Regions from separate parts of the Homo sapiens genome. Here region 2 is linked to region 1. A link is a loop called in an ENCODE intact Hi-C map of the cell type or tissue named here. Cell type or tissue: PC-3. All regions are shown on one strand. Links, peaks and the distances in the headings refer to the core of each region. The heading gives the core; the rest is flanking DNA. Region 1 overlaps FBXO38 (F-box protein 38). Region 2 holds the start of LOC107986462 (a long non-coding RNA gene).

Region 1 (16,969 bases), core at 11,616-14,115:
GAAGCCCTTGACCAGATAGGATCATTGAGAATATAGGGAAGTTTCAAGTGAGAGGGGGTATTTTTCACGAGGGTAAAGAAAAGTAATTTGAGTTTGGGATGGGAAGGAGATTTGAATTGACGAGATAGGAGAACACTTTTTGGAAACAACTCTGGTTTAAGAATGTGCTTGCAACACCAAGACAAAAGTAATGCTTCCTGTGGCTAAGGTCAGCTAAGCAGGCAGCCACAGAGTGACTGTAATATACCAAAGGTGGCCATAGACCACTGCATGGGAGCCTAAATTAAATGGACCATAAATCCTAATTGGTGAAGGTAGGGTGTGGTCAGATGCAGTTCTATCAGAGCATCTAGAAGCCTTTCTCCAAGCACTAGGGCATTGCTCTGGAATGCAGGAAGACAACCACAGTGACAGAGGACTGACTTGATGATAGAATGTTTACTGTAACCTGGGAAGTCTGTATCCCAGCCTGAACCTTGACACTATTTAATCTTGGGCAAGTGATTTGTCACCTTATCCTCTCTGGTTCTGTTTGTTCATCTTAAAAATTTGGGATCACTAGATGAGCTTCGATGTCTGTGAATATGAACCCCCTGAAATCGTGTATGTATTTCTGCTTGCATGAGTCTGGAAAACGGATGTGCCACTTTCATCGTATTCTCAGATGGGTTTGTGACCCACAAAAAATTGAGAACTGTGTGATTAGGTAGTGTCTCTGGTCCTCTTCAACTTTTAACATTCTGGGATTCTGTAATTCTGTCATTTCTGACATTTCCTTAAGGTTCAGAGTCTTAGGGTCTAGAAGTTGCTAAGCCTATAGGTAACACCTGGTACCGCAAAGTATAGTCTTTATATATAATACTCTCCTCCTTATTTATTCAGGCATAGCTCAGAGATACTGCAGGTTTGGTTCCAGACTACTGCAATAAAGCAAGTCACAAAGTTTTTGGTTTCCCTGTGTATATAGAAGTTATATTTTACAATGTAGTATAATCTATCAAGTGTGCAACAGCATTATATCTAAAGTAATGTATACGCCATAATTTTAAAGTACTTAATTTAAAAAAAATGCTAACAATTAATCTGAGCCTTCAGCGAGTCATAATATTTTTGTTAATGGAAGATCTTGTCTCTGTCTTGGTGGCTGCTGACTGATCAGGGTGGTGGTTGCAGAACATTGGGGTGGCTTGGCAGTTTCTTAGGACAACAGTGAAGTTTGCCTCATTGATTGGCTCTTCCTTCTAGGAAATATTTTGTTGTAACATGCGATGTATGATAGCATTTTACTCACAGTAGAACTTCTTTCAAAATTACATTCAGTTCTCTCAAACCCTGGTGCTGCCGTATCAACTGAGTTTATGTAGTATTCTAAATCCTTTGTTGTCATTTCAATAATGTTCACAGCATCTTCACCAGAAGTAGATTTCATCTCAACAAACCACTTTCTTTGTTCATCTATAAGAAGCAACTTCTCATCTGTTCAAGTTTTATCATGAGATTGCAGCAATTCAGTCACATCTTCAGGCTCTACATCCGATTGTAGTTCTCTTGCTATTTCCTCCACATCTGCAGCGACTTCCTCCACTGATGTCTTTTGTTGTTTATTATTTCAATCCTGCTCCTCCTATAACCACAGAAGTCTTGAATCCCTCAGAGTCATCCATGAGGACTGGATTCCAAACTCTTGTTAATGTTGATATTTTGACCTCCTCCCATGAATCACAGACGTTCTTAACAGCTTCTAGAATGTGTATCCTTTCCAGAAGGTTTTGAATTTAGTTTGCCCATATCCATCAGAGGAATCACAGTCTATGGCAGCTATAGCCTTAGGGAATTTATTTCTTTTTTTTTTTTTTTTTTTTGAGATGGAGTCTAGCTCTGTTACCAGGCTCGAGTGCAGTCGTACGATCTTGGCTCACTGCAACCTCTGACACCCTGGTTCAAGCAATTCTCCTGCCTCAGCCTCCCAGGTGGCTGGGATTACAGGCACATGCCACCACACCCAGCTAATTTTTGTATTTTCAGTAGAGATGGGGTTTCACTATGTTGGCCAGACTGGTCTCGAGCTCCTGACCTTGTGATCTGCCTGCCTCGGCCTCCCAAAGTGCTGGGATTACAGGTGTGAGCCACCGGGTCCAGCCAGGAAATTTGTTTCTTAAATAATATGACTTGAAAGTTGAAAGTTCTTGATCTAGTTGATCTATTAGCTGCAGAATGGATATTGTGTTAGCAGGCATGGAAACAATATTAATCTCCTTGTGTATCTAATGGACCTCTTGAATGACTAGGTCCATTGTCAATGAACAGTAATATTTTAAAAGGAAACTTTTCTGAGCAGTAGATCTTAGTAGAAGTCTTATTTAGTATACTATACTGTAAACAGATGTGCTGTCTTTCAGGCTTTGTTGTTCCTTTTATAGAGCACAGGCAGAGTAGATTTAGCATCATTCTGAAGGGCCCTAGGATTTTCAGAATGGTTAGTGAGCATTGGCTGCAACTTCATGTCACCAGCTGCATTCTCTAACAAGATAATCAGCCTGCCCTTTGAAGCTAGGCATTTACTTCTCCCTAGCAGTGAAAATCTGATATGGAATATTATTCCAATGGAAGGCTGTACGTACTGAAAATCTGTTGTGTAGTGTAGCTACTTTCAGCCGTTATCTAAGTTAGATCTTTTGGATAACTTGTTGCAGCTTCTCCATCAACATTTGCTGCTTCACCTTGTGCTTTTCCGCTATGGAGACAACGTCTTTCCATAAACTCATGAACCACCCTCTGCTAGCTTTCAACTTTTCTTCTAAAACTTCCTCACCTCTCTCGGCCTTCATAGAATTGCAGAGACTTAGGGCCTTGCTCTGGATTAGTCTTTGGCTTAGGGAATGTGGCTGGTTTGAACTTCTGTCCATAAAACTCAGACTTTGTGTATATCAGCAATAGGCTGTCTTGCTTTCTTATCATTTGTTTATTCACTGGAGTAACAATTTTCTCAAGAACTTTTTATTTGTGTTCACAACTTAGCTAATGTTTGGCACAAGAAGCCTAGCTTCTGGTCTGTCTTGGCTTTCAACATGACTTCCTCACTAAGGTTAGTCATTTCTTGGTTTTGATTTAAAGTGAGAGATGCTCAACTCTTCCTTTCACTTGAACACTTAGAGGCCGTTGTAGAGTTCTTAATTGGTCTAATTTAAATATCATTGTGTCTCAGGAAATAGGGAGGCCTAAGGAGAGGGACAGAGATAGGAAGAACAGCTAGCCAGTGGAGCAGTTAGAACGACACCATATTTATCAATCAAGTTTGCCATCTTATACAGCATGGTTTGTGGTACCTCCAAAACAATTAAAGTAGTAACATCAAAAATCACTGATCATAGATCACCGTAACACATATAATAATAATGAAAGGATATGAAATATTGTGAGAATTACCAAAATGTGACACACAGACATGAAGTGAGCATGTGCTGCTGGAAAAAGGGCACCAATAAACTTGCCTGACGCAGTGTTGCCACAGACCTTCAATTTGTGAAAGACACATTATCTTTGAAGCACAGTAAAGTGAATCACAATTAAGGTATACCTGTATTCACCTGTCCCTCATGCTCCATGACTTCTCAGCAAGACTTCCTCCAAGTCATCTTTCTCTAATGCCGATAACTGGACTTTCCCCTCCTTTACTCTTTCTTTTTTAACCTACTACTGCTTTGTACGTTCTCTGCATTACTGAGTTTCTCAAGTGAGTTGAAGGCAGGGTGTTTAGTGGCAAGTGGTATTTTGGAGGTAGGAGTGAGAAAAAAACACAAGGCTAGTGATGGCAGTTTTCTCCTCACTTTCTTTGGTTCCTCTTCCAACTAAAAAGAAAAGCAAATAAGAGAAAGGGTGCACATTAAAAAGGGATACCGGCCGGGCGTGGTGGCTCACGCCTGTAATCCCAGCACTTTGGGAGGCTGAGACGGGTGGGTCACTTGAGGTCAGGAGTTCGATAGCAGTCTGGCCAACATGGTGAAATGCCGTCTCTACTAAAAATACAAAAATTAGCCGGGTGTGGTGGCATACGCCTGTAGTCCCAGTTACTCGGGAGGCTGAGGTGGGAGAATTTCTTCAACCCAGGAGGCAGAAGTTGCAGTGAGCCAAGATCGCGCCATTGCACTCCAGCCTGGGCAACACAGCGAGACTCTGTCTTAAAGAAAAAAAAAAAAAAAGGTACCATCACCACTTACTTGGGACTTGTGGTGTGTGAATTTCAAGTGTTCTTTCTCATATAGGGAAACCAGGTCCCTATTCATCAGTACCTGAGATGAAATACTCAGCATAGCCCAGCTGGGTATTTCACTTAAATGAAGATGAAGCCAACTTTAGCTGAAGCAACTTTGTTGTCCTTTATCAAGACTGAGTAAGGGTGGGGGAAAATAAAATATTTTTTGACCGAGGAAGCTTTTTATCTCCTGAACATTTTCAGAGACATCTACTTGGACTTGAGAAGGCTGCTAGATTTCTCCAGGCTATAAGTCCTGTCAATCTCCTATATATAAGATAGAGATGTTTTCTTTTACCCTAGTGTTTATCTCCACAAGTTCCTTCCCCACGATAGGCTTAGGGTAGGGGCCTCACTATTCACCTGCCTGGTAAGAACTAAAAGACCCAAGTCTTCAATTCTAGCCGTGATGTAAGAAACAGGAATAGTTTTACCTAAAATTTTGTCAGTCCTGCTAATTTAAAATTTAGGCTTTTTGCTAGTTAGTGTTAAAGGATATTGTAGGTTAAGAAGGTTTTTGTCAGCTTCCTGGAGATCTAACCTCAGTATAATATTGTATAACATCATTTCTGTGAGTAAATATTTGTTAACTCTCAATAAGTGGAGTTTTATAAACTCAATGATATTTAAGGTGCAGGGTATTTAGTCTAAAAATTTACGTATAGTTTGTGCACTAGGGCTACTAAATCTAATTCACACAAAAGCACCACATTGCAGAATCCTAAGGAACAATCAAAGGTGGAATCAGTAGAGGAAGGTGTTATTAGGTGGTGTGAATTTGAGGAAGAAAAAGGAGGAAGAAGGGATTAAAAAAAAGCTTTTTATTAAAGGAATAAAGAATCGAGCATCATCTCGATGAAGGATTGTCAAGATTCTTAAAGCTGAACATGTGCTAAAGTATAACAACTGGTGGATTGGTCTGAGCATCTAGGTAATTTGTGGGTGGATTAGTCTTTGCTGGTTAATCGTCCTGTTGAGGCTTTTACATGCTACAGAGTAGCTGTTAGGTGTGTCACTGCAGTAAAATCTGATTGCATTATTGTCTAGGTTATAAGTTTGTTGCTGAGATCATTGAATGCTGTGGTAGCAAACGTCTCATAAGAGCATGAAATGGTTTTTAGCAGCAGCCTCGAAGCTACTGGATGTATATAGAATAATGGAAAGACTGGTGGATATTCATACATTAGATATTTGAGGATATATTGTGAGCAAGGACTTGTTGTCACCTAGAGGCAAGATTTTTTAGCAGAAACATGACTAATAAATCACTACACAAACTGCTGTGGAAGCATATGTTAAGTCCCACAGGGAGCTCAAATGAAGGAGTCAGTAGGGGAAGCTTTTACAGAGGACTTACATTTAAGCTAGATTTTTACAGGCAGTTTTCTAGGCAAAGTAGGGAAAAGAAGGACATTTCCAGTCAGAGTTAAAAGCATATTAGGAATGAAACACCAATGGTTGTTTGGGGGAACTAAGAAGATACTGGTCTGCTAGAGTGAGTATACTGAGAGCAAGTGGTAAGGATTGGAAGAAGATAAGATTGGAACATCTGGTGTTTTGAGATTAGATTGGAAATATTTTATCCTCTGAACCAGGATTCCTTGTAGGCCGATTGTTTTGTTTTGCTTGGCCATGTATATTGTACTTCTTAAAAACAATCTGAAAATTTCAAATGATGGAGAATAATATGAAGTGAAAAGTAAAAGTTTTTTTCTGCTTTCCTAAACCTCTGTTATCACTCCTCAAAGGTTACCGGTTAATATTTTGTTGTCTTCTTTCATAAAATGTTGTATGCAGACACAGTATATTTGTCTTTTTTATCATACTTTTTAAAAAAAGTTTTAGGGGGTAATCTTTTTAATTTTTAAAATTATGTTGTTGTTAGAATCATACTTTAGATGTAGTCTGTGTTTTGCTTTTTTCACTTAACACTATAAATCAGGAGACTGTTTTAAAAAGATAACTGGCTTCAGTATAGAGTATAGCATGGTAAGCATTTATTCAATAAATTACTTATGGCAGGCATAGTGTCTGCTAAGCTTTTCCTCGACCCTGAGGATACAGTGATGGGTATCATTTAGGAAGCCATTTCCGTAGTGCACGTGAATGTTAATGGAGTCCCAAAAGGTAATGGGAATGGATGTAAGAACTGTATTGAGATAAAATTGATAAAAATAGCCCATCAATTGTCTGTGGGAAATGAGAAATCAGAATATATTTAGGATGATTTCAAGGTTTACAATTCAGGAATTCAGTAAAACACATTAGGGAAATAGGTGTGTTTATTTGTATATATCTGTGTATCTTTGTTTTGGGGAGGGGGAGGGTTCGTGATATGAAGGAGTTCATTTTGAACATAGTGTTTTTGAAGGATGTTCAAGTTATTGAGGTGAAAATTTCTGATAGGCAGAGGAAATAAAGTTCAGAGCTCAGGAGAGGTAAGAAGTAGAGTTGGAAATTTTTTCTTTTTTTGCTTTTCTTTGTGTGTGTGTGTGTGTGTGTGTGTGTGTGTGTGTGTGTATTTGTAATAGCTAAATCCTTGGGAATGAGTACAATTGCCCAGGGAGAAGAGGGCTCGAGGATAAATTAGCAAAGGAGACTGAGCAGTGGTCATAGAGGAACGACAAGAATCGAGAATATCACTTTCGGAGCCAAAGGATGAGAGGGTTTCAAAGGAGTGGTCAGCGGTGTCCCATAATACAAATGGGTCAGATGGGGAAGCACTGGAAAGAGGCTATTGGATTTGTTGACTACATGTTCAATGTAACCTTAGAGGTTTCAGGAGCTATCATAAGATGGAAAGATTCATTTGGAGGAGGCAGGGCAGTAAACAAGAAAAGGTGGGCAGTGGTTAATCAGAAGCAGGTGAGTTTATTTATAGCTTTTCTTTTAGCTTGGGCAGTTCTGAGTATGAACTTTATTTTTCCGGAGGCCTCTTAGCCAAAATGTGATAGACAACATAGGAGTAAGCTTCTGAGAAGTTAAGACACATGTCACAAATTCAGGGTAGCATAGCCCATATACCAGTCCACACACATTGATTTCTCTGGTTTCTCAGGCCGTACTGGTTAGAAACAACAGAAGAGGGGTGTGTGTGTGTGTGTGTGTGTGTGTGTGTGTGTGTGTGTGTGTGTGATGAGAGGCAAGCATGCTGACAGCCTCAAGAAGTAAATAGCACATAACCTTTCAGTGAGGGAAGAAGAGACCAGAACACACACACACAGGCAGAAGAAATGATGAAGATTTACTTAGCCTAGTAGAGTGTCCATTTACTGCTGAGGCAAAAAAAACCTCAGGAACTGCATATACTTAAAGTACCCTCTGCCCACCAGGTGCCTTTCTCCTAGTGAGTTCTTTCCTACTTTTTGCAGTGTTAATTCCTGCTCTCCCTTCAGTTATGGGCTCAATTGTCTTTCCCTCAGGAGAACCATTAGTGACTCAGGCCCCTTTGTTATATGAGGCTTCACAACTGTGTTTACTGTCTTTGCAGCAGTTATCTCCGTGTGCAATTCTGAGCTCATTTGCGTGGTTATTTAATTGTGTATCTCCACTTAACTCTGGGCCGTTTGTTTACAATGGGCCCAGAGTACATAAGTGGTATTCAAAATAAATGTGCCAAGGCATATTTAAATGAATCTGAATGCACCTCTTTTCAGCTGTCATCCTGTGCCTCCTCCATCTACAAAGCCATTAATATAAAAGAGACCAATATTTCCTATAAACTTCCCTATATCTGTACCAACATTATTAAAATATTCCTAGACAATTTGACAATCAAGGTGTTAACTCCACATGCTGATCAATAGAACAGAAAACCATCTGGGTGCTCATGCAACCCATTTTCTCCCTGCTTTCCCTCTCCATTCCTCCTCTCTCCCCTCTTTTCTTTCTCTTTTCATCCTTCTCTAAAGCTTATTTTAAAAACAAAATATGCATGTGATGCAAAAGTGAAATACCATGTCAATATTCACAAGAGAGGGAGAAGGGATGTTTCATTCTTTCTCTGAAGTTGTATATAAGCTTGTGTTTATTTTTTAGGAGTTCTCTAGTTTTTATCAGATTCACAAAGGGGTCCATGACTAATCTAATCTCTGACTTTATAGGTGAGAGAATGAAGAATTTTAAAGATTGATGCAAGTTTATAGAAATAATTTGGGGCAGAATCAAGATTAGAACCCAAGAATCTCTTCTCCTTTCCACTATGTTAGGGTCAGTCCTAGAAAGAACCACAAGCTCCTGGAGCTGGAAGAGGTTTTGATTCCTCATTTAATGATCACACGTTACATATGAAGAAATTGATACTTGGAGAAATTGAGTGAATAAGCTAAGAAGCAACAGTACAAATTAAAGCACAATACTCATGATTCCTGGATTTTTGCTCTTTCTAAGTAATGCATATTTATATTATCTTCAGAAGTTGATTATCCACTCATCTTGAGAAAAAGATGTTCTGTGCTTTTTGCACAGAACAAATTAATATTTTTATTAATTTGAATGTGATGTGTACCATTATGATACCTCTGCTTGTGTGTGTTTGAAAATAAACATTGTTTAACCTGGGTTTTAGTAGGGGGTGTGTTTTTTTAGTCTACTTCGTTCTGTTTGCTTTTCAGGTACTTTGAACTCAAGTAAACAAAAGGGAAGATTTTCTCGTTGATACTGGAGACTGCACAACAATGGGGCCACGAAAGAAAAGTGTGAAAACATGTATCATGAATAATGAAATTCCAGAAGAAATGACAGCAGATGAAACAAAGGACTATATGAATCAACTTTCACATGAAGTACTTTGCCATATTTTTAGGTAAGATTGTGTTTGGTTGGCTTACCTGCCTGGAATGGATAAGAGCAAACCCTGAGGCAGTGCTGTCTAATGTGGTAGCTACCAGCTACATGCAGCATTTACATTTCAATTAAGTAAAAATGTAAAATTTAGTTCGTCAGTTGCACTGGCTACATTTCAAGTGCTTAGTAGCCATATGTGGCTAGTGGACACGGTGTATAGGACAACAGAGTATAGACAAAATATTTCTTTTGTCACATATAGTTCTGTTGGACAGCCTTTCTCTAGACTGTTAACATTTCTAGGCTTCTTGGGATTTTTATTGGCTAATAGATTTGTTGACTTTTGTTACTGCATTATAACAGTACTGTGTGTTTACACTGCACAATATAAGGCAGTGTTTCTGACTTTTTCTGACTACAACCCACAGTGAGAAACATAACATGTAAGTGATTGTAACTAAGTTTTCTGAGATAATACCCATCATAACTAAATGCAGTGCATACATTAAAGTTGTTTTATGATGAACACAACACAAAAAGACTTCTAAAAAAATTATATTTTTACCCAAACCGCATTATAACAACTGTTTTTTTTTTTTTAAAGGGAAAGCTGTCATTCTAGTTTCCACTGCTCTCTTCTTTCAATTATTGTCCTTATTTATATAATTCAAATAAGCAAATTCTAACATACTTTGTCTCTGAAATTAGAGACCTGAGTTTGAATCCTGGGTCTATTATTTGCTAGCTCTAGACTAATGATAGACATAATAGCAATATTATTAGGATTCAGTGAGATAATGCATTAAACACTTAGCAAACTGAAGCATAAATGCTTGGTAAATGTTAATGGTTATTCTGCTTTTTTTCATATTGCTACATGGTCTTCATAATTTTTTTTTTACTGCTTACTATTCTATGGAATGTATAAATAACATGGTACTTATCATTTCCCTTGTCTGACATCTAGATAGTTTTCAGTTTTTCTGTTTTCTGCAATTATGGTTGCAATAAACTTCTCTAAGCATCTGGATTTTCCATTATTTTAGGTAGTTTACCTATGAAAAATTTCCATATATGAAGTTCTTAGGAATGTTTTGAATTTCTACAAATGAATATTTGCAGATTATGAAGTTTTAAAATAGCAATAACAGTTATTTTAGGAGATCCTAAGCACTGTATTTTTTTTTCTAATATAAATGTGTATGTCATTATTTCCTGCAGTTCGTTATTCTGTGACACATTGTAGTTTTTGCTAGTTCAGTTCTGTCTGGGATTAGAAGACCAAATTAAAATGATAGATTTTTTTTTTACAGAACAAAATGATATTAACGTTCATCTGGCAGAAAAAAAGTCTGTCAGAATAGCCAAAAATTTTCAGAAAAAGAGTCTTGCAACTACCAGATGTTCAATTACATTCTAAAATGTTTTGGAAAAGAAAGCTGGACAGTTGGGTAAAGGAGACAAACATAGGCTCCATTCAAATACATGTGGAGATCTAGTTTATGACAAGGTTGTATTCACATCAGTGAGGAAAAGTTGGGTGGACTATTCAGCAATGATGTCTCAACCTACAAACCATTTGGAGAAAAAAATAAAAGCACATTTTTATCTCATGTCTTACAGCTAAATTCAAAATGGGTCAGTGAATTAAACAAATCCTTCAAAATTCTTTAAGAACACATAGGTAAAATTGCATCTAGGGATAAAGTTGGATAATGCTAGGATATATTGTGAAAAAATTGGACAATATATAATATGTATATATTTTTGAGACAGAGTCTCACTCTGGCTGGAGTGCAGGGTATGACCATGGCTCACTGCAACCTTGAACTCCTGGGCTTAAGCAATCCTTTTGCCTTAGGGGCGCACACCACTGCGCTTGGCTAATTTTTTCATTTTTTGGTAGAGGCAGGATCTTGATTTGTTGGCTAGATTGGTCTTAACTTCTGGCCTCAAGCAATCCTCCCATTTTGGCCTCCCAAAGTGCTGGAATTACATGCATACACCACCACACCTGGCCATTGGACCATAATCTAAATTGAAAATAGATCATATAACATTGTGCAGTTCAAACAGAATATTCAAATGGAAAGGGTAGAATCAAGTCAATATATAATGGTAGTTACAGTGGAGAAAACAGCATTTGACAGCACGTAGAAAGAACCATGAACTTAGTTCTTGAACTTCATGTGTTTATTCTAAAAACAAACAATTTTGTTTCATTTTTTAGTCTTCTAAAATTTTGATTTGAGGATTCATTGTGGTGGTGTAGTAACTACATAGCATGTCTTCATAAAACAAGAAAAACTATGGCCTTCCTTAAAAGAAACCTAATCTTTGCTGTCCCTGCTATGCTCTCTTTTCTAAAGTGTTATATTTGATCTGTCTTCTGAACTCTAGTCCTTTGACTATATAACTATGAAGAAAAAATATGCTACTTCTTAGGGAAAATATGATGTAAAATAATCTTGATTTTGTGATTATTGGTCTGTTTGTATTTAAAGGGAGTAGAATTTTAACCTAGGCAAATACATTGGATAACAATATTTAGGAGAAAAATATTACAGTGGCAAAATTTATTTAGAAAGCAAATTTAATGTTTTTCATTGTTTATAAAATGTGTTGTCATGTTTCTGAAAAATTCTGCTTATAATCTAAGTTATAGAGTAAATTAAGTTATGGCTAGCAGTGATGATTTATTTTGTATAATATTTGATTTAAATCATTTTAAAGGGGTAAGAAGAGGGACGAGAAGTAGAAAAAATAAATGGATCTGCTAAATATTCAACAGGTATATGTGGACTTTTCTTTTAGAATTAGCAGTGTTGTTAAGAGTTAGTGTCAGACAAAACTGTGTTTGCCATTCCTGACCCTTTCTCCCTCTTACCTAGCCATGTGACATTTTGCAGGTTTAATTCTTCTGAGCTAATTTCAGCACTTATAAAATGGAGTAATAATAGTGTATACTATGTCAGTGAAGTGCCAGCAGATAACAGAAAATACACTTACCTGGAATTTGAAGATAATTTAATGAAGGGACTATTTACAGAGATGTAGATGGAGTTTAGGGAACAAGTAAGGGATGATGAAGAATTTGTCTAGGGGATTAGCAGCAGTAGAAAGGCAGCATTGCCACCTGGAGCCCTCCAGCTGGTGCATCTCATTGGCTAAAGTTAACAGCCAGAGAGGGGTAGGGAACACAGCAGGTCAGAGAGGGGGAGATAAAGGACTGGGAGAGAGTTGTATGCCAAACAGGAACCAGCTAGTTACCTCTTAAGGTTGTTGTGAAACAATGAGTAGAATGTGACGCAATACAGGTTCAGTAGGTAAAGGTAGCTTTAACTTTTCAAAACATTTAATTAATCTAGGCATGTGTGGAGGGGTCTTAAGAGAAAAATAGACCTTTCAGAATATATAACAGAACAAAAGTCAGGATTAATTGAAAGTTTCAGGAAAAGATAATAAAGAAGAATGGAAAAGAGGAAGTTGTAATTCACATGAGGTGTCTTAATACTTTACGCAATACTTTTATCAGTGTATGTGACCTTAAAGGTTAAAAAAAAAAAAAAAATGGGAAAAGAAATTGTGTACTATATGACTAGTATACATATTTGTTGATGGAGAAGATAGTAGAGTTTGCAGGAGCAGGATGGTGGAGTTGAGAGGGAGCAGAATGTCCCTGCAGGAGTAGATTCTGTAAAAGATACGAAATAATATTGTGCATGTTCAAATTGAGTAATTCTCTCTGATCTTTCTCAGGTTCCTTTCTCATCACATCTTGAAAAGCACTGTTTTTTTTTTTTTCTTCTTTTCTTTGTTTTTCTGGTTTGTTTTTAGATTTTCTTTGTCCATGAAAACTCAAAAGAAGAAAGGCAGGTTTTATCAAATGACCTGTGGAGGGAGCTCAATACCTTATTTGGATACTCAACTATTTGCTGACTTACCTTTGTAGTAAAAAGCTGTATGACCGTATGTGTGGTAGCTTTAAATCTCTGTCTTAAGATCTTATTTCATTTGAGTGGTAGGAGATTGGAAGAAGGAAAAAAAAATAACTTACTGGTGAGAAGTAATACTTATCCACTTGATAAATACGAGTTTCTTTCTCTCACAAAGGTACCTCCCTCTGCAGGATATCATGTGTATGGAATGTCTTTCCCGGAAGCTAAAGGAAGCAGTGACCCTATATCTGCGAGTTGTGAGAGTTGTAGATCTCTGTGCAGGGCGGTGGTGGGAATACATGCCAAGTGGTAAGTGGATTTAGTCTGTGAAGTACAGTAGTGTCCTACTGGAAAGTAGTAACAATGGTTTCATAAAAAGTTACTTGTTGTCTTGAGAAAGGCAATCTAAGTCACCTTGTAGGCTGGCAAGATTTTGTCTAAATTATTTATGTTGGGTTTTAGGTTGTAAAATGCGTTTTACCTGAGGCTTTATTGTTTTAATAGTCTGCTCTTTTCATTTCCTGTCCTTAAGTAACTATATCAGCCTGTTCCACACATCTGTGATTGGAGAACATGAGCCTTTGGTTAATTGAGTATATGTGTATCACATTAGACACTGTGTGTCCTTTACTGTCTGATGCATGTTTTCCGGTGAATGGTAACAGTTTTCATCATAGATTTCCTCTGCAACTAAACTGCACCCTTTAGTTAAATAAATACTTGCCATTTTTGTAGAATAGGCCACAGAACTCCAATTTCTTTAGAAGACCTATAGTAGGTCTTGGAGATTCTCGAATAAGCCACTGACTGACCTTACAGGTGAAGAACTCAGTAGCTTCCTAACCACAGCAAATTGTTCCCAGTTGAAGAGACCACCTGAAAAGAAAGTTAATGGCTTTAGCTAAGCAAAGCATACTTGAAAGAGTTAAAATAAAAGGCAATTAAGGCTTCTTTTCACTTAACGCCAATCCATTAATTGGTAAAATTTAGTTACTATTGTTTTGCAATTATGAATCTGTCTTTTAAAGTCATCCTTTTTCTATGATGTCCAGATTATGAGACTTCGAAAATGGGATAAGGCTGAGAGGGGAACCAAAAAATAAAAATAAAAAAAAAAGCCTTAATAGAAGTGAAGGGCTGGAGGAGATAATTGTCTTGTTCTGTTCTATAGAACAGAACAGATTAGCTCTGGAATACTGGAATTGTGCAGGTGGATGCTGCATCCTTTCAAGAGAGTCATCAAATCAGTTGGTAACTCTTATCAGCTGGCCATAGTAGTTATCAATATATACTTTCTTATAAAGAACATTGCAAACACCTGAGGCTGGAGCTTATTAATAGGTTTGTGGGAGGCAAACCACGGTTACTTTCAGATATTTAATAAAAGCCATTCTAAGGGCAAAAGCCTCATCTCATCTTGTTTCAGAATGATCCTGTATGTCAGGAAAGAAAAAAAATTAGGGCAGTGTGAAAATGATTGTCTTATTCCTTATATTAGATTTACTTTTGCAAAGGTTAGGCCAGCTGGAATTCTGAAGACGGGATTAACACAGTATATAAAGACAGGATGGCAGAACTCCCATGTGATATAGTCTTACCATTAACATCACTACCACTTACCAATTAGAGAAGAATTTGACTGCATGTTGCTGACTTTTAGGCTATGATAAATAACCTGTGAGCCCAAGGCTTCCCATCTTTGCAATGAATGTAAAAGAGAGTTGAAGCAAACAGTCTCTAGCCTAGGATAAGATCACACTAACCTTGCTCACTAATGCCACCTTGGCCTATTATCTGGCATTTAACTCAGATCCTTTATATAATAGTACTTTATGGTTTACGTATATGATCTCTTTGGATTCTCACTCCATCTCTGTAAAGAAGATAGAACTTTCCCCATTTCTCTCGTGGGAGGCAACATGTATGACAAAAGAGGATAAACATTGCAGGGGTTACACTTGGTTTTAGATTCCAGCACTGCCATTTGGAAGCTCTTAAACTCTCTCAACTTCATTTTTTATGCTTGTATATGGGGTGATAACCTTTCTGATTTGGTTGTGAGAATAAATGAAAAAAAATGATTAACACATTGAATCGTTCAGTCATTAAAAGTTACTATACAAGAAAGTAATAAGAACTGTTATTATAATTAGAGACCAAGTAATCTCTGGTCTCTCCTTACTCTTCACTAAAGTTAGCATGTCTGGACTTTACATGTTAAATGAGATAACTTAAAAATAAAACAACTTTCAAAAAAGTATGTAAGACTTAAATATTTGGGGCCTACTTTTTGTTCTTGACAGTTAATGTTTTTCTTTGTCATTAATAAGCAGACAGTTGGCTTTCTGACCACTTTCATTAAAAATAAAAAAGCCCTTGTAACAGATTAAAATAGGATCTATATGAGACTTGTCTCCCCACTTACTTAACCAACAGCTCCTGCTGTGGAAGTAACCTGCCTCTCTCTGTTCCCATCTTGTTGATTCCTACTATGGTCTCCTGGATAGATAGCTTCCTATCAACAGCATACCCTGAGATTGGATCACTCTGGTTCTCTTAGCTAACTTGCATCTGTCTTTTTCAAAAGAATTAATTGTCTAAAATGGCGGGGGAGTAATAGTTAAACATATGACAGAGTATCAGAGTAATTATTAGAAAATGGATAGAATAATTTGAGATAGGAATTAGGTCAGAACTGTGAGCTTCCTAACGATGAGGATCATATCTTATTTATATTTTTAGTTATGTGTTCTATAGAGTCCTGAAGGTTTTACAGACGAGAGTACCCATGGGGGAGGAGGAGGGTGGTGGTGATCAGGTGGGTGGTCCCACTCCATCCACCAAATAGGTCCAAGTTATCTGGGTTAAAAGTGTGTTCTTTGTTGAAGATTTCTATGCCTTAAAAGCAACAAAAACCAAAAAGTCAATAATAAAAGCCTCCTCCATAAAGTATTAACTTAGATTAAGTGGAGTTTCTGACTCATTTCCTCTGTTACTAAAGGAGTATATTTTCTGTTATGTTTATTCAGCTTTAGTGTTAGCTTTACGGAAATTTGAAGAGGAAGTCTTTTTTAACTTTTGGTAAAAATCACGAGTGCCTAGTAAATGTTAATGAACAGAAAGATGAACCTGGCTCTAAATACTTCTGAACTTCTCAGGCTTTACAGATGCCAGTTTTCTAACACTATTAAAGAAGATGCCAGATGTTGAACAGCTATATGGCCTTCACCCTCGATACCTTGAGAGGCGAAGAGTAAGGGGCCATGAGGCTTTTAGCATTCCAGGAGTCCTAGAAGCTTTGCAGGCATGCCCAAACTTAGTGGTGAGTGCACCTGGTTGAACATTTTGGCATCAACTGTTTATGAAATAATAGACCAAAGAATGATAGACGTGTTCACTCACATGCAAATCTCATCTGTCACAAACTTTTAAGTTCCATTGTGTACTTAGCATCTTGTGGTACATAAAGCTTTGGATGCTAAACTAAAGTCTTTTCTTATGCTTGCTTTGGCATTATTTTCTAGGGTGTGGAAACTTCTCATTTGGAGTTGGTAGAATCCATTTGGACATATATGCCCCATGTTCATATTTTGGGGAAATTTCGTAATCGTAATGGAGCTTTTCCAATTCCTCCTGAAAATAAACTGAAAATTCCTATAGGAGCCAAAATTCAAACTTTACATTTAGTTGGTGAGTACATGTTTCTTGGGTCACTTGTAACTCCTTGAAATGCCATAAAATGTGAATATTCACTGAAAAAGAATAATGAGAATTTTAGAGATGGCTTTGTTGATTGATGATTGCAAAATAAATGTTTGCAAGATCTGTATAAAAATTCCGATTTCCCATTAAAGATCCACTGGTGTGAGGGAAATACTGCTTCACAAGTGTACATTCTCCATCTGAATATTCTTTGAAATTATATACCAGTAACTTCAACTTAAGTAAAAAGTGTAAATATTTTCTCAAATTTGTCACCTTTGGCTTAGGCCAC
Region 2 (16,969 bases), core at 9,426-11,925, 59 kb after region 1:
TCTCTGATGGCCTGGAATATAAAGGACCAATGCTTTCTTTGACTCACATCTTGTTCTCACAGTCTATTGCTGGTTATTCAGTAATCCCAGGTTGCTGAATACTAGACAGACTATAAAAGATCAGTGCAGAGGGCCTTTCCTGTTGATCAATAATTTACCAGAGTCTTCCATGGTTTAAAGATGGAAGTTGAGGCTCAGGGAGAGGAAGCAAGAGCAAAGGAAAACAAGAAAGCAAATGAGTGGCAGAGTTCAAACTGGAATAGGCATTCCAGAGTTCCTCTTCGGGTCCCAGGCTGATGTGGAAAGGAAAATTCTTAAGCAACATTGTTCATTGCTCTCTCCTAGCAGTGTCTAACAGGTGAAGGTGGAATACATACATCCCCATAATGACCACAGTTGCACATGCTTAGGACTGTGGGCCTCATTTAGAATAAGACTGCCTGGGTTTGCATTTCAAATCCACACTTCCCAGGTCTGCTACCTTGAGCTAGTCGCCAGATGTCTTAGCTGAGGTTTGCTCAGCTGTAAAGTGGGGGTAATTTTCATTCTAATCTTGTAAGGATTTCATAAGGATTAAATGAAATAGTTCATATAAAGCACTGACCACAATGCCTAGCAGAAAAAAAAAACTCATTAAATGTCAGTTTCTCTTATTGCTATTTTATTATTATTTTTATTAACAAAGATATAGATCTGGGGCAAACTGAAAGAAAAGGTAAAGAAGGAGAAACCTAATCTGAATCCACTGTAACAGTAGTTAAAAATGTATGCAGTTTCTTATCCCTTCTCTCCATGTTTCCAAAAGTGTAGAATGCAGCTTGTAGCTAAATCACAATAACTCCTAAAGCTTGGAAGCTTCTCTTTTGTAAATTCTCTTTTGACCCTCCCAATTAACTGAAAGAGCCCCAAGCAAGAGGTAGGGCATTTCTAACAACTCTCCAACATTCACTTGTCTCCCTTTTAAACACAGAAACAGAGGTTGCACTTTGATCACTGGCATCTAGTTAAAACTCATTAGCCTTTTTTTCTATTTTGAGTACTGATATAATGTTCCCTTCAAAAATAAATTTAGGTAAGTGAAAACTTGAATGGACTTAAATAAGGATATTAAATAGGTAACAGAACAGGCAGAACACATTTGATAAAAATCCTAACAGTGGCCCTCAGATGACCCATGTTGGAGCACTTACAACAATCGTACAAACTCAGAAATTATCTCTATTTTGTAGATGAGACAGGTGAAGTTAAGTGTTGGGTAAGGCCCAAAGCAATGCGTTGTTCATACTTAGGACTTCAAATCCATTCCTGAATTGTTTGACTTCAAACCAAATATTCAGCCTCAGTTTTCTAAATTAGATGGAAAAGAGATTACAAATTTTGGCCAGAAGAGGTAAATGCATTAGTCTTTTTTTCCTTCCTAGACTAGATGTTACAAGATTTTGACCACAGCAAAGTGAAGAGACAAAAAGAGAGGAGTGACAACGTTTTCTCACCAGAGAGATCCAATACCAAAGAGATAAGTGGGTAGACAGCACAGCACCAAGAAGACATTATTTTTGTTCTTGCTTGAAGACAATATTAAAGGCAGTGTAGTTATATCCACTCCCCAGCCCCTCCCTAGGTCCCCTCCCTCATCCACCCCATGCCCACCCCCGCCCCCCCACCACTCTCCAGCTAGACAGCAATTTGCATCAGGACAGAGCAAGTTAGCAGCACGAAGTGGAAATGTTGGCAAGACAAGAGGGTGGGGCCTCAGAAGGAAAAGGTTTTTTTACAAGCATATACTTGGGTATCAGTTTAAGAAGTTGGTTTTTATTTCTTTTGCTTTCTAGCAGTTAATGGTGAAGGCTAGAATGGTGCATCCCTCTCTGGTTTCAGAGCTGAAGAGTCTTGCAGCCTGGAGAGTCAAGTGGAGAGGAGGCACAGTGAACTTCCTTTGTCCCAGACATGGGGATAGTCTGCTTGTAGCATTTATCAACTCCAGTGATTGTCAAGGCCAATCTGTTAGATATGTCTGCAGCACATCATCCTCTTCCTCAGATGCTTCTCTTCTTGACACGGCAGGCTTCCTGGAAGAGGGTGGCCTTCTTAGAGAAGAGGGCAAGGTATACGTCTCCTCCTTCCTTGGATAAGCTATAAGTCTTCTCTTTCTGAGTCTTTCATACACATGCTAAATTACCTGGATTCCTAGACAAGGCTAGTAGCTGCTCACACAGAACAAGTCTGACCCTGTCCTGTAAATCACCAATGTTGGCATTTGAGGAATCACTCACAGCATCCCAGCCCTAGTCCAAAGTGGTAGCAAAGCAAGCTTGTAAGGCTCTCCTCTGCAAAGGAGACCAGTTTCTTGACAATGACAAGGAGTACTATTCTTGCAATTGCTGTCTTTCCCTGGTCCAGGGTGCCTGTGACCTCTACAGACACCAATCATGGGCTGGCTCACAAGCACATCTAGAGAGTTAAGAAGAGTCCTGTGATGTAGTGAGATCTCATTTTCCTCCCTATGTTGTAATCTTTGTGTCTCTATTGAATCCAAGTTCCCATTTAATATGGAAGACCTGCCACTGAGAAATAATATTTTACATAAGCAGATATGCTTACTAAGCTCCTGGGAAAGAAATATTTCATAAGGGAGAAATCCTACTGTAGTTATGTATATGTGTATGCATGTATGTATTAAGTAGTAGATCCTGCCAACAATGGTGGCATTAAACAAAAGTTTACCAGCTACCTCAAAGCACTATTATCTGGTTCTTATTATCCCTGTTTTAGTCCTTCCCTAAGAAATGCTTTGTTGTTGGAGGGGAAGAGAGCCATTTTCAGAAAGGAGAACTGTGGACTTCCAAATTCACTAATCTTTGCTTTTTCCATGAAAAAGAGAAGAAAGAGAATCCACTCTGAGGAGGGATGGGTATTAATCCTCAACACAGAGAGGTCCCATCAGTGTGGTGACCAACGTTCCTTAGTTTGCCCGGGACCATGGAATTTCCTGGGATAAGGGACTTGAATGTTAAAACCAGAAGGATGATCACCCTAGTCTCCTCTGTGGTGTCTGACTATCCCTTCTCACCATACCTGGGCACAGAAAGAAAAGAGAGGGCTGGCTAATGGGTTCTACCTTCATGGAAGAAATAAGGGTTAAGGAGGCAATTGTGGCATCTGATATCAGTTAGGAAGAAGAAGGATCAATAGACCAAGTAGAAGGGCAAAGAAAACTTGTGAGGTTTAAACTCCTGGCACATCTTTATCTTGCTGTTAAACTCCTGGCACGTCCTCAATCAGAAGTGTGTTACATATCAACCTCAACATCGCCCACATGCCCTGTTCCCTTTGTCTCACTAAGGGAGGACCAGTAATAAATCCTTTCAATAGGGTTTTAAAAAATCAGCTCAGCAGCCGAAAGAAAGGCAGTTTTAAAAATTTGCCCTCAGACCCTCAAGCTGAGTATATAATTTACCCCAAGATGAAGGAAGATGGTGATTGCTTTGACTGAGAAAAAGAAGCATCTCCATAGGTATTTCGAGAGGATAAGATGCTGATAAATGTGAAGAAAAGTCAGTTTCCCTCCCAGACTCTGGGTTGTAAGGTCATTCTCAATCAACATTCTCAGGAAAGAAGTAAGATCCTTTTCCCATTGCCATAGAAATGAAATGAATTCCTAATGACCTCAACATAAATATGCCAATAAGAAAATGCCAACTTTAAACACACATATGTGCATGCACGCACACACATCAGACAAGCTGCAAAGATGCCTTTTAGTAATGGCTCTGAAGCCAAAACCTAGGCAGAATCTCCAAAACCTATTCCCAAGTAGGAAAAGGAGGAAAATATTCATGGCTATAAGCCAAAAATCTTGACACTTCACTTGTCACTATGTCAATGCTTCTAGATAGACATATTGGCATTGATATCAACCTAACTTTATTAGAAGAACCATGATTAATTCACCCACCAAAGCATGTCCAGAAGAAGATGGCCACAATGGAGAGGAAACTTGAGATGTTTCAGTTTATAAAAAAAACTGAAAGGCATGGTGACAGATTACTCTCTTCCAGTATTTAAGGGCTGTCACGGGAAAGTGGGGCCTAACTGCATGGAAGTTGGAGCAGCAACAGGTTTGTGTTCCAAGAAAGGAAAGAAATTCCTTATAATGAGAGCTTCTCCAAAATAAAAGGGCCTGAATTAGGAGGTAGTGAGCTCCTGTCCCTGGAGGTGTATAAGCAGAGAATGACCAACTTTCAGGGATGCAATAGAAGATGCTACTCCTGCTTTGCGTGGGAGGCTGAATCTGACAATGCCTGAAGTTTCTTCACAACTCTGAGACCCTCAAGGCTCTGGCCTCAGCTACCCCCCAACACTGTCCTCCATGTACCTCCTCTGGGCTCTCAGCCCCTACTACCTGATGCCTCACTGGTGGTGATGAGGTTCAGAAGTGATGCCAGGGTGACCTGTTCATGCAAACATGAATGCGAATGAATGGCTAAGTTGTGAGCCATGTCCTCAATCAGAAGCATGATTCCAGGGATTCTGGGTCATTGTGTATGGGCAGTTTCTCGAGTTCCTGATGATGTCCCCTGTGCAGAACGGTGTACCTAGAAAGGAAGGAAAGAAGGCATGAGAATTCAACAGGCATGCTCCAACTGCACCGAAGTCAAGAGCACTCCTTCTACTCTTGACTTCCTTTCTTTGCATACTTCTGAGGGTATGGTGAAGTGGGAGTGGGGATGGGGTGATACTTCATAGAGATAGAAAACCAAATGAACTGCACCCAGATTACTCATATTAAATGTGGAGAAACAGTCCTGGAGGAAACGACAGGCCTAGGAGTGCATAGGGGGTAAGTGGCAGAGCTGGGACAAGAACCCAGATTTCTTACTGCCAACAAAGCCTGGGGTTCTTGTGTCACTCATCAGAATGAACCCTATGTACCACCTCAAGCTGTACCTGAATATGCTATGTCCTATCTACCAGGGATAGTTTTGGGTTCTGACTGCTGATTGAGATGAATAAACCACTCAGAGCCTGAAATACAATGTAACTGTATTTGTTACTTTCATTCCTTTTGGTGCCATTTGGAACAGTAAATCAATTAGATGAATCAAACAGCAAGTTGACACTAAGCATCACAGTGAAATTTACTACTTGACAAGTGTTTATTATTTTTCTGCCGTATCATACAATTGCACTCAATATCTTAATTGCCTTTAAATGCATCTCAATTGCAGGCGAGTCTCATCATCAGTTACCCAGATTCCAGCATCTGGCAGCCATTCCTATGAAATTTCTACAGATTTTAGAAGCATGTTCACCACTCATTTCTCTGAGGCCAGTGTCAAGCACTTTCAGTGAGACAAACAAACAAATACCATTCAGCTATTTGGCATCATATGTTGACAAAACAACTTGGTGGTAGTTTCTCATGACTTACATTGATGCTTTGCTTTGAATTACAATAATTTATTGTTGATTTGTATTGACAAATTGGTTTGTACTAAGCCCTCTCCATAAATTACTTTATTTAATCCCCATAATTGCCTATTAGATAGTATCATTTTCATTTTACATGTGAGCAAAATAACGCATAGTCAAGTTTAGTGATGCCCATGGGAATATAGGTCATACATGAAGACACATCCAATCAAACCCACTCTAGCTCATGCCAATACCCATGTGTTTAACTGGTTCTCACAAAGCCCATGGACTAGGTATAAGTCTAGAAAAGTGGTTCTCAGCAGAGAGCATTTTGTGCCCCAGGGGCCATTTTGGAAGCATTTTTGGTTGTCACTGAAGAGGTAGCTCTACTGGCACCTAGCGGGTAGGGACCGGGGATGCTGATCAGTGTTGTACGATACATAGCACAGCCTCCCACAACAAAGAATTATCTGGCCCAAAATGTCAACAGTGCCAGGATTGAGAAACCCTAATCTAGAATAACTAGTCCCTTTAGCTGGCTAGAAGCAGGTGTTGATTGAAGAACAGGGCCTCAGTGAAGGGCATGAGTCCGAGTTCTCACAGAACCGTCCACCGCAGCTGTTGTTGAGAGAGAGCTAAGCCAAGGGGATGTGACATACAGAACCAAAGCATCTGCTACTACTTGCCAGATAGGTCAGTGTTAAGAAGAATAAAATGGGAAAAGAGATAGAAAGGGCCAGATCAGCCACTATTAACTAGGGTGGCCAGGAAATGTCCCAGTGAGATATGCAAGACCTTAGGGAAGCTAGAGTCCCAGCTAGTGAGTCGTAGATGCTCAGCCTCCAAACCATGCCTTGCGTACTTGGCTTTGCCATTCTGCAAACCAAATGTCTGCTTTGTTGGCTGGCTTCTTGTGCAGCTCCATGAACACAGGGTGTCACAGGGGAGTGGAAGCTGGAGGAAGGAAAGGGGCTCGCTCCTGTGAGCTTTCTGTCTGCTGTGGTTCCTATATACGTCATTCCTGGAATGCTTCTTTACCCCTCAGAGGCAGTGCTTTTCCGGAGCAGCAGCTGAGTCCAGGTTAGTCTTTCTAACTCTTGCAGAACCAGCCTTACAGCAGCCCCTCAGAAACATCAGGTTCATCTGGACAGTCCCTCTTTCTCAAAGGTCTAAATTTCTGCTCAGTAGGGTCCCTATTCTAAGTGTCTAAGTTTTTGTGATTATTTTATCTATTTTCTCAGCCCTAGAGCTAGTAGTTGCTCCCTGCAGTTGCTAACTCCATAATACTGCAGAGCATTCTTTCAGTGTTAACGACTATATGCCTAGTTAGCAATATTTTATGTTAAAATGGTGTTTAAATACTCAGGCCGTTTCTGTCTCCTGACTGAGCCCTGTGAGATATAGTGAGAAACTGAGGCATGTGCCTATCTGGGAAAATAACATTCTAGGTAGAGGGAACAGCAGATGCAAAGGTCCTGAGGTTCGATCCTGCCTGGCATATCTGAAGAACCTCAAGGATGCAGCTGGTTGAGGCAGAAAGAGTAAGGGGAGGAATGAAAGGAGTTGACGTCAGCAAGGCAGCCAGGGCCAAGTGGGCGGGGGTGGGCTTGAAAATCCCTATAAGGCTCTGGCTTTTACTACATGTGAGGGGTCTGAGCAGAGCACCAACATGGTCTGAATGGCCTCTCAGCAGACTCCCTCTGGATGCTCTATTGTGAATATATGGGATGGAGGTAAGGTGTGGACAGTGAGACCAATTAGGAGTTTACAGCAATAATCCAGGTGAGAGAAGACAGTGACTTGGTCCAGGAAGTAGCTGTAAAGGTGGTGAGGAATGGTCAGACTCTGGATATAGAAATATAACTCCCAGTAGCCATTGTCTGATGTATTTAATTCTGCAAAAGGTTTAGCCTTCACAACTTTTCTCAGGCCCTGTCATGTGTGGTTATTTCCCTTTGCCTTGTCTTGTCAGCTAGAGGGCTGCGTTATGCAGAATAGTAACCATGACCCTCACTTGAGTCAAGCAAACCTAGTTCCCATTCAGGCTCTACCACTTGCCAGCTTTGTGACATTTGACAACTTATTTAATCTCTCTATGCATCACTTTCTATACCTCTGTAACTGAGGTTAATGATACCTACCACATAGCTTTGCTCTGTGGATTAAATAACATAATGTAAGAAAAACATTAACACAGAGTCTGCCACATAGTAGAAGCTCAATATGTTGAAGCTAAAATTATTTTTTTTACTTTTTAATCTTAATTTTACTATTTTATTGAGATTAAAAAGTACCACTTACCAACTTTGTGACATTTGGCAAGTTATTTAATCTCTCTATACCTCACTTTGCTCCTCTGCATTGAATGAAGAGTATGTAATGATAATGATGATAATGATAATGATGATGATGATGTACACATAGCCTTAATGGCTTAGAAATATTTTTCTCTTTTATTTCCTTTTTGGATGAAACTTAACTGGCCTCAAGATATAGAAGCCTCCCTGACTTTGCCTTTCCCTTCTCCCTTATCAGAATCACAAAGCCCTCTTTTGGCAAATATGCGTACTAAAGCAACACCAATTGATTTCCCTATCAACAGACTCCTTTTATAATCACAGTTGCTCTGCAGGCCAGGCAAGGCAGGTGATAAGACTGGTATTATACAGAGGCGAGAAGTGAGGCTCATAGCAGCTGAGTGAGTCTCCTGAGTGTCATGACGGGTGAGCGCAGGCCTGGCCAGGACCAAGGTCAGGAACCCCTTCCCCATTGCTCTTGCCCCTGAGCAGCATTGCTTAATGACTTATGTATGAGTCTTCAAACAAGGGCTCAGGACCAAACAGCCCTAGGAAATGGGGCTACGCTTTAGTATCTGAGGTGCAGGGATATCCCTGAAGTGGATGTTTGTGCAGGAGAAAACTGAATGACAATACTAAGAAATCATACACAGCTCAATTTATTAAGACATTAGGATGTGTGCCAGGTACCATTTTTGGAAGTTACATACCTTATTTCATGTATACAATTTACTTTTTATACTCACTAAGTGGCAGGTGCTCTACTTAGACTGTTCTTACAGATTAGAAAACTGAGGCTCAGAGCAGTTACGCAGTTTATCTAAGGTTACAACATGCATGGTGCCCGTACCCTTAACCTCAGAACACACTCCTGAACCTTTGCCCTGTTCTATGGCTAATAGATCACTTTCACTGGCAAGCAATGACACCTTCTCCTACACTGAGTTCGCATGAAAAAGGTATCCTAGTTGAGAAGGCAACCAGACATCTGTGACCACGTAAAAAGATGTACTGCCGTGGAATGCAGGCAACCTCTACAGCAGCCTGCTTTTCACACGTCTCTCCTCATAAGCATCTGTTTCTCATGTGCTAATGAGTCACTTGTCAGGAATAACTAGAAAAGAAGTGTGGGAATGGAGTGGATATTCCAAATGGAGTTTCCCTTTCTCCAGAGGGCAGTTGAAAGGCAACAGCTCTCTGTGGATATGAGAGTAAGCAGATGGGCACGTTTTCCAGTTACAGTTGATCGTTGAACAGTGTAGGAGTTAGGGTTGCTGATCCCCTGTGCAGTTGAAAAATCTGCATATAAGTTTTGATTCCCCCAAAACTTAAATACTGGTAGTTTACTGTTGACTGAAAGCCTTACTGATAACATAGTCAGTTAATGCATATTTTGTACTTATAATAAAGTAAGCTACAGAAAATGTTATTAAGAAAATCATAAATAAGAGAGCATATATTTACTATTTGTAATGTGGAAGTGGACCATCATAAAAGTCGTCATCCTCAGCATCTTCACACTGAGGAGGCTGAGGAGGAGGAGGATGAAGAGGGGGGTTGGTCTTCCTGTCTCAGGGGTGGCAGAGGCTGAAGAAAATCCATGCGTAAGTGGACCCAGACGGTTCAAACCCACGTTGTTCAAGGCTCAACTGTACAACATTTGAGTGGTTCCTCTCACCATGGTATGGTGACTGATAGACACAGGAAGGAGGAACTAGTCCAAGCTTTCCTTGGCAGGAGTCTAGCAGAGGACAGCACATCCCAACTGGAGTCTGGCTTATAAAGACATACCCTGGGTTTGAGTATTCCCAAGTCTGCATGATTCAAGCATATATTTTTAAGTTGGTATTTTCACTTTGGTAATAAATAAATAATAGGAGCAGATCTGGGGTCATCTGGTTGGCCACCTTATAAACTTACATTGCCTTGTGAATTCAGAGCTCACAGTTGCGTTCATGTACACACCGCTGTTGCTGGCTAACTTTATGCACTGTCTCTAACTGGAGGGTGCAAACCTCCAGCAGTCTGTAGGCCCATTCATGGGGATCTAAACATCCTCAATTTGGGAAATATTGAGAGAAAAGAAAGCACAGGGTACTGCAGGCAAACCGAATAGCATTCAAATCCCAAATTACCATCTACTAGTTATGAGGCATGGTCAAATAAGTTACTCCCACCTCCTTGACACCTTTGTTGTGAAAGTGAACATCTACAAATGCCTTAACAGAAGGGCTGGGCACACAATGGATGCAGTAATCTTCACTGGTAAGTAAGACGAGATTCAGAAAATGTGAGTTTCCTAGGCTCAAAGAAATAAATAAATCCGGAATCATTAAGAATACAGGTTCTTGAGGCAGAATGCCTTGGTTCAAATCCTGGCTCTGCCATTTACTAATTCTGTGAATTATCACAAATGTTCTGGCTTGTTGTAGACATTAAATGAGATAATGCACATATAATGTTTATTGGAATAGTGCCAGCCAAAAAGTATTGCTCTTATCTGATGATTGAGGTAGAACTTGAACTCAGTACAAAATTCCCAATTCAGTGCAGAAATCCTTTCCTCAGTAACTGAACAAACGTTTATTCACTTGTTAATTGATCACAGAGCTAAGGAAACCTTAACCCTGTGATCAATTAAGGTCACTTAGAGCAGCTTGGATTTGGGAACTAGTAGTACAATAATAGCCCCCCTCTGCCTGCCTAGCCTGGCATTATCTGTAAATGGCTTTACAAATTAACAGCTCTGGAAAGAGACAATCATCTGTCAGAGTGGCAAAAGTCTCCCTGTTCCATTTGGTGCGAGATCTTACTTGCCTTCTCACAGCTGCTTTGGTGGTAAGACAACTCTAGATGAGTGGGTATACCTGGGCAGTTTCACATCTAATTAAAAAACACTGCTGTTTCTCAAGCAACAGCAATGCAAGCGACAACTCCCTTCAAGCTGGGTTGCTTCCCCCATTTGCATTAATTTACTCAAACATGACGGGAGCCACATTAGATTTGGTAATTACCTGAGTCTACAATTCATTCACTGAGCAATTAGCATCGCACTTAGAGCAGCCTGGATGTGGTAATTAGTAGCGTAATAATAGCCCCCTCTGCCTGCCCAGGCTGGTATTATCAGGAAATGATTAGACTTTATTATACATCACCCCAGCCTTCTCCTGCAAGGCAGTGTTCACAAAGACTGGGTGAGGAGGGAGGTTTGCTAGATGTTTTAATCATCAAAATATATTATATATTAATATATATTTAATATATCATTAAAATATATTTTAATATATCATTAAAATATATTTTGATATATCATTAAAATATATTTTGATATATCATTAAAATATATTTTGGTATATCATTAAAATATATTTTGGTATATCATTAAAATATATTTTGACATATCATTAAAATATCATATATTTTGATATATCATTAAAATATATATTTTGTTATATCATTAAAATATCATATATTTTGATATATCATTAAAATATTAAAATATATTATATTTTAATATATATTTAATATATCATTAAAATATATTATATTTTAAGATATATTAAATATATATTAAAATATAATATATTTTAATGATATATTTAATATATCTTAAGATATATTAAATATTAAATTAAGATATATTTAATATATATTAAAATATATTATATTTTAAGATCTATTTAATAGATCTTAAAATATATTATATTTTAATATCTATTAAATAGATCTTAAAATATAATATATTTTAATATCTATTTAATATATCATTAAAATATATTATATTTTAATATCTATTTAATATATCATTAAAATATAAAGTGCCTTGGTTTAAAGAGATTCAACCCTAAGGCAGTTTCACAAAAGCCAGAGCTCTGTTAGCTGGAAACAAAGATTTTACAGTTGGTATTTTTTCCATGAACACAAATCCTAGACATTTATTCATCCAGCCACTTATTTACTAAAATTTTTTTTTTTGATTGCTTACAACAGTCCAGGCACAGTGCCATGCCTTGGACATATCAGAGTGGAGACACAGTCCCTGTCCTCATGGAGCTAGCAGTGTAGTGTGAGAGACCACAGCCAGCTATAAGATTATAGCTACAAGTAGTGTCAGGAGTGAGAGGTATTTGGTGATGCTATGAGAGCATGTCAGAGGGGGGATGAGATCTCGGTTAGTGTGTCAGGGTTCTGTCACTGAGGAAGCGACAGGAGATGAGAACTGAAAATTGAGTAGGGGCTCACCAAGCCAGGGTGGGGAGGATGCAGGCAAAAGGACCAGCAAGAGCAAAGGCCCACAGTCCTGGGGGCAGGCCCATGTGGTGAGAGGGGAACAAAGTAGGCATCAGCCTAAGATGAGGGCACAAAGTCAGCAGGGACCCACCACACTAAGGACTGTTGTCCTCGTCCTAAAAGCAATAGGATGGCAGCCAAGTTCATGAGCAGGGGAGGTTCCTGAAGATTTTATGTTTTTAATGAACATTCTGGCTGTGGTGTGTTGAATGGACTAGAGTGAGGTTGGAGTGAAAACCCAGGGGTAAATTAGGAGGTGTATTAGCTTCCTGTTGCTACTGCAACAAATTACCACAAACTTAGTAGCTTCAGGTAACACAAATTTATTATCTCGCATTTCTGGAGCTTAGAAGTCCTGTATGTTGGTATCAGTGGAGGTATTGAGATGTAGTTGGATTCAGGATATAGCTTCAAGGTAGAGCTGACAGGATCTGCTGATGCATTGACTGTAGGGGCAGTGAGGACATTCCAGGCATGGGCATGGAGTTGGCATGACTGTAATTGATAGACTGTTAGAGACTCTGAGTGGACAAGTATATGAGAGATAAGAACTCGAGGGGGGAGGGCAATAATAGGGGACCTCTCAATTTTGTGAGTTTCACCTTCAGGAACTCAACCAGATTTCACTGTAAATATCTGAGAAGAATCCCCTCATGCTTCTGACAGGGAGGAGGGAAGTAATTATTTTGAAATATTCCAGAGCATTCTGTTCTTAATGAGGTCTGCCTTCAGGAGAAATATGTAGCAAGCCTAACCTATGAGAATTTTATCTAGCCCAGCTGACCTTGGGGGAAGGGAAATATCCAACTCCAGCCCCCTTAAGCCACCCAAGAACCAAAGGGGGTGACAAACTAAGAAGCACGTGTGAAGTTCACTCACAGCCCAGAAGCACAGGATCTCTAGAAGACAGAGAACTAATCACAGGACTACAAACCATTCCCCTCCCCGCATACCTTAACACCATATGGGTAAATAGTGTGCCTGTTTACTAAAGTGTCTTTACCAAAGACATCATGTGTAGCTATCAAGAAAAAATTACAAGGCATAGTAAATGGCAAAAAACAAAACCAAACCAAAACAAACAAACAAAAAAAACCACACAGTTGGAGAGGCCAGCTTAAGCATCAGAACCAGAATCAGATATGGAAGGGACATTGGAATTATCAGACTGGGAACTTAAAACAACTGTGATTAATATGCTAAGGGTCTAATGGAAAAAGTAGATGACATGCAAGAACAGATGAGTAACGTAAGCAATGAGATGGAAATTCTGAGAAAGAACCAAGTAGAAATGTTAAAGGTCAAAAACACTGCTGCAAAAATGAAGACTGCCTTTGATGGACTTATTAGTAGACTAGACATGGTTGAGAAAAGAATCTGTGAGCTTTAGGATATCTCAATAGAAACCTCCAAAATTGAAAATAAAAAAAAGACAGAAAAAAAATACAGAGCACAGTTTCCAAGAACTATGGGACAACTAAAAAAAAAAGTGCACCACAAGTATACAAGAAAAAGAAAATAGAAAGAAACAGAAGAAATATTTCATGGAGAATAAATAATCATGGAGAATTTCCCTGCAAATGAATGTCAGATGCCAAACTATAGATCCAGGAAGCTCAGAGAATACCAAGCAGGATAAATGCCAACAAAATTACAACCAGGCATTTCATTTTCCAACTAAAGAAAATCAAAGATAAAAAATTCTGACAAAAAGCCAGAGTGGAAAAATACTTATAGAGGAGCAAAGATAAAAATTACATCCAACTTCTCAGAAACCGTGCAAGAAAGAAAAGAGTAGAGTGAAATGTTTAAAGTGTTGAGAGGAAAAAAAAATGGCAACCTGGAATTCCAACCCTGTGAAATTATCCTCCAAAAGTAAAGGAGAAATAAGAACTTTCTGGGACAAAAAGAAATTGAGGGAATTTGTTGCCAGTATACCTGCCTTGCAAAAGGAAAAAATCTTCACAGACATTATTTAGATGGAAGGAAAATAAATAGGCCAGATTCTCAGTTTTACATAGAAAAAGGAAGAGCATCAGAGAAGGAATAAGTGAAGTAAAATAATAGCTTTTATTTTTCTTATTCTTAATTGCTCAGGTAGATAACAGATTGTTCAAAATAATAATAGCAATAATGTATTAATTATGCATGCTTTTATGCTCCTCAATGGAGTTACATCCTGATAAATCCATCATAAAGTTGAAAAATTGTTAAGTTGGACCATCATAAGTTGGTGACTATCTGTACATATGTTTATGTGTAAATGAAATGAATGACAGCAATGAAATAAGGGATGAGAAGAGGAATTATGATTATTTTGTCATTATAAGGTATTTGTACTACCAAAAAGTTGTATAGTATCATTTGAAAGTGGACTTGGATTAGTTATTAAATATGTTTTCCCAACTCTAGGGCAACCACTAAAAAAAGTAAAAATAGAAGTTAAACTGATATGATAGAAAAGATAGAAAATAGAATAATATAAAATGCTTATTTAAAACCACAAAAGGTAGAAAAAGGGTAGAAGGCAAAAATAAGAACAAAGAACGAGGGCAACAAATAGAAGACAAAAAATTAATTTAGCTTTTTTAAGAATCACTTTGAATGATAATTGGCCTAAATACACCAATTAAAGGACAGAGATTGTCAAAATCGATCAGAAGTAAGACCAAACTATATGTTGTCTACAAGAAACCCACTTTAAATTTAAAGACATATAGATTAAGAGTAAATGGATGGAGAAATATATACCAAGGTAATATTAATCAAAAGAAAATGAGAGCAGTTATATTAATTTTAAACAGAACACACTTCAGAGCAAGAAAAGTTATCAGAGATAAAGAGGTGCATTACGTAATAATAAAGGTGTCAGTTCTCCAAGAAGACATAATAATCCTTAACACTGCATACACATAAGAACAGAACACCAAAATACAGGAGGCAAAAACTAAGAAGTGCAAGGAGAAATAGATAAATTCACGATTATAGCTGCAGACTTCAACACTTCTCTATCATAAATGAACAGATACAGAAGGCAGAAAATTAGTTAAGGGCATAATTGAACTCAACAGTACTATGAATCAGTAAAATTTATATCAATAGACTACTTTACCTAACGATGCCAGGATAGACATTCTTCTTAAGTTCATATGGAACATTTACCAATATATTACACATTCTACATAAAACTTACCTTAACAAATGTAAAAGAATAGAAATTACACAATGTCTGCTCTCAGGCCACAGTGGAATTAAAGTAGAAATCTATAACAGAAAGATAGGTGGAAAATTCTGAAATACTTGGAGATTCAGCAACACACTTCTAAATAACATATGGATCAAAAAAGAAATCTCAAAATAAGTTATAAAATATTTTGGACTAAATGAAGAAAGATCTAAAATCAGTGATTTAAGTTTCTAATTTAGGAAGTTAGAAAAAGAAGAGGAAACTAAATTCAAAGTAAGTAGAATGAAATAATAAAAATTAAGGGAGAATTCAGTGAAATTGAAAATAAGAAATTCATAGAGAAAATCAATAAAACAAAAAGCTAGTTCTTTGAAAACAATAAAATTGATACATCTCTAGCCAGTCTAAACAGAAATGAAGAGAGAGAGAAAGAACAAAAATTATTAACATAAGAAATGAAAGAAGCGACATCACTATAGACACCATGGGCATTAAAGGGATAGTCAAGAATAATCAAGTACTACAAAATATGCCCACAAATTTGATAACCTTGATGAAATTGACCAATTCCTTGAAAGACACATTCTGCTAATACACAAGAAGAAATAGACAATATGAATAAGCTTATATATATATTAAAGAAATTGAATAAAAATTAATAACCTTTCAAAACAGAAAGTACCAGGCTGAGATGGGTTCACTGGTGAATTCTGCCAAACATAGAAGGAAGAAATTATACCAATTCTCTAAATCTGTTTTAGAAGATACAAGCAGAGAGAATACTTTCTGACTCATTCTATGAGCATTATCCTGTACCAAAACCAAAGACATTACAAAAAAACAAAAAACCCTATAAATCAATACCTCTTGTGAACATAGATGCAAAAATCATCAACAAGATATTAGCAAATCAAGTCTAACAATGTATACACAGAATTGCCCACCCAACTAAGTGGAATTTATCTCAGGTATGTAGGGCAAATACAACTTTTGAAAATCAATTAAGTAATCCATCATATCAATAGGCTAAAAAAGAAAAATCACATGATTATATTAATAAATGCATAAAAAACATTTGACAAAGTGTAACCTCAATTCATGATTTAAAAAGCTCTCGGTAAACTAAGACTAGAGGAGAACTTTATTAATTTGATATCGAAAATCTACACAAAACCCACAGCTAAAACCAGGCTTAATGGTGAGAAACTCAATTATTTCCCCTAAGATCAGAAAGAAGTCAAGGATGTCCGCTGTCACCACTGCTTTTGCTTTGCTTTGCTTTTCATTTCTTTTTTTTTCTTTTTTTTTTTTTTTTTTTTTTTTTGAGACGGAGTCTCACTCTGTTGTCCAGGTTAGAGTGCAGTGGTACAATCTTGGCTCACTGCAACTTCCATCTCCCGGGTTCAAGCAATTCTCTTGCCTCAGCCTCCCAAGTAGATGGGACTACAGGCATGCACCACCATGCCCAGCTATTTTTGTTTTTTTTTGTATTTTTAGTAGAGATGGGGTTTCACCACGTTGGCCAGGATGGTCTCCATCTCCTGACCTCGTGATCCACCCAGCTCGACCTCCCAAGGTGATGGGATTACAGGCATGAGCCACCACACCTGGCCTGCTTTTCAAGTTTGTACTGGAATGTTGTAAAATTGTAAAATATGTACAAGATTTATATGAAGAAAAGTACAAAACTCTGATGAAAAATATCAAATACGAACATAAATGGAGATATATTCCATGCTCATGGATAGAAAGGCTAAATATTGTCAAGATGTCAAGGCTT

What was found. A loop is a pair of places that touch in the nucleus more often than their neighbours do. Peaks named below come from ENCODE experiments on the same cell type or tissue, not always from the same donor. Only the 100,000 strongest peaks of a DNase experiment are listed, where the experiment ranks them.
Region 2: a loop joins it to region 1, with 12 times the contacts of the local background. A loop is called at or near these places in 4 of 110 quality-filtered maps.

What each region holds. Positions count from the first base shown.
Region 1 is chr5:148,385,849-148,402,817 of GRCh38, forward strand. FBXO38 (F-box protein 38) reads left to right here. Exons shown (of 22, transcript NM_205836.3): 2 at 8,866-9,056; 3 at 13,151-13,284; 4 at 16,134-16,297; 5 at 16,500-16,665. The coding sequence starts at 8,929. Among named protein-coding and RNA genes, the nearest start is that of FBXO38, 10 kb to the left of the region's middle. In PC-3, for the core only: a CTCF peak has its summit at 12,951 (motif pointing right); no DNase peak of the experiment used is centred there; H3K27ac peaks cover 1,558 bases.
Region 2 is chr5:148,446,678-148,463,646 of GRCh38, forward strand. LOC107986462 (a long non-coding RNA gene) reads left to right here and starts at 6,153. Exons shown (of 4, transcript XR_001742935.2): 1 at 6,153-6,495. It also overlaps a transcript of HTR4 not described here. In PC-3, for the core only: a CTCF peak has its summit at 10,771; no DNase peak of the experiment used is centred there.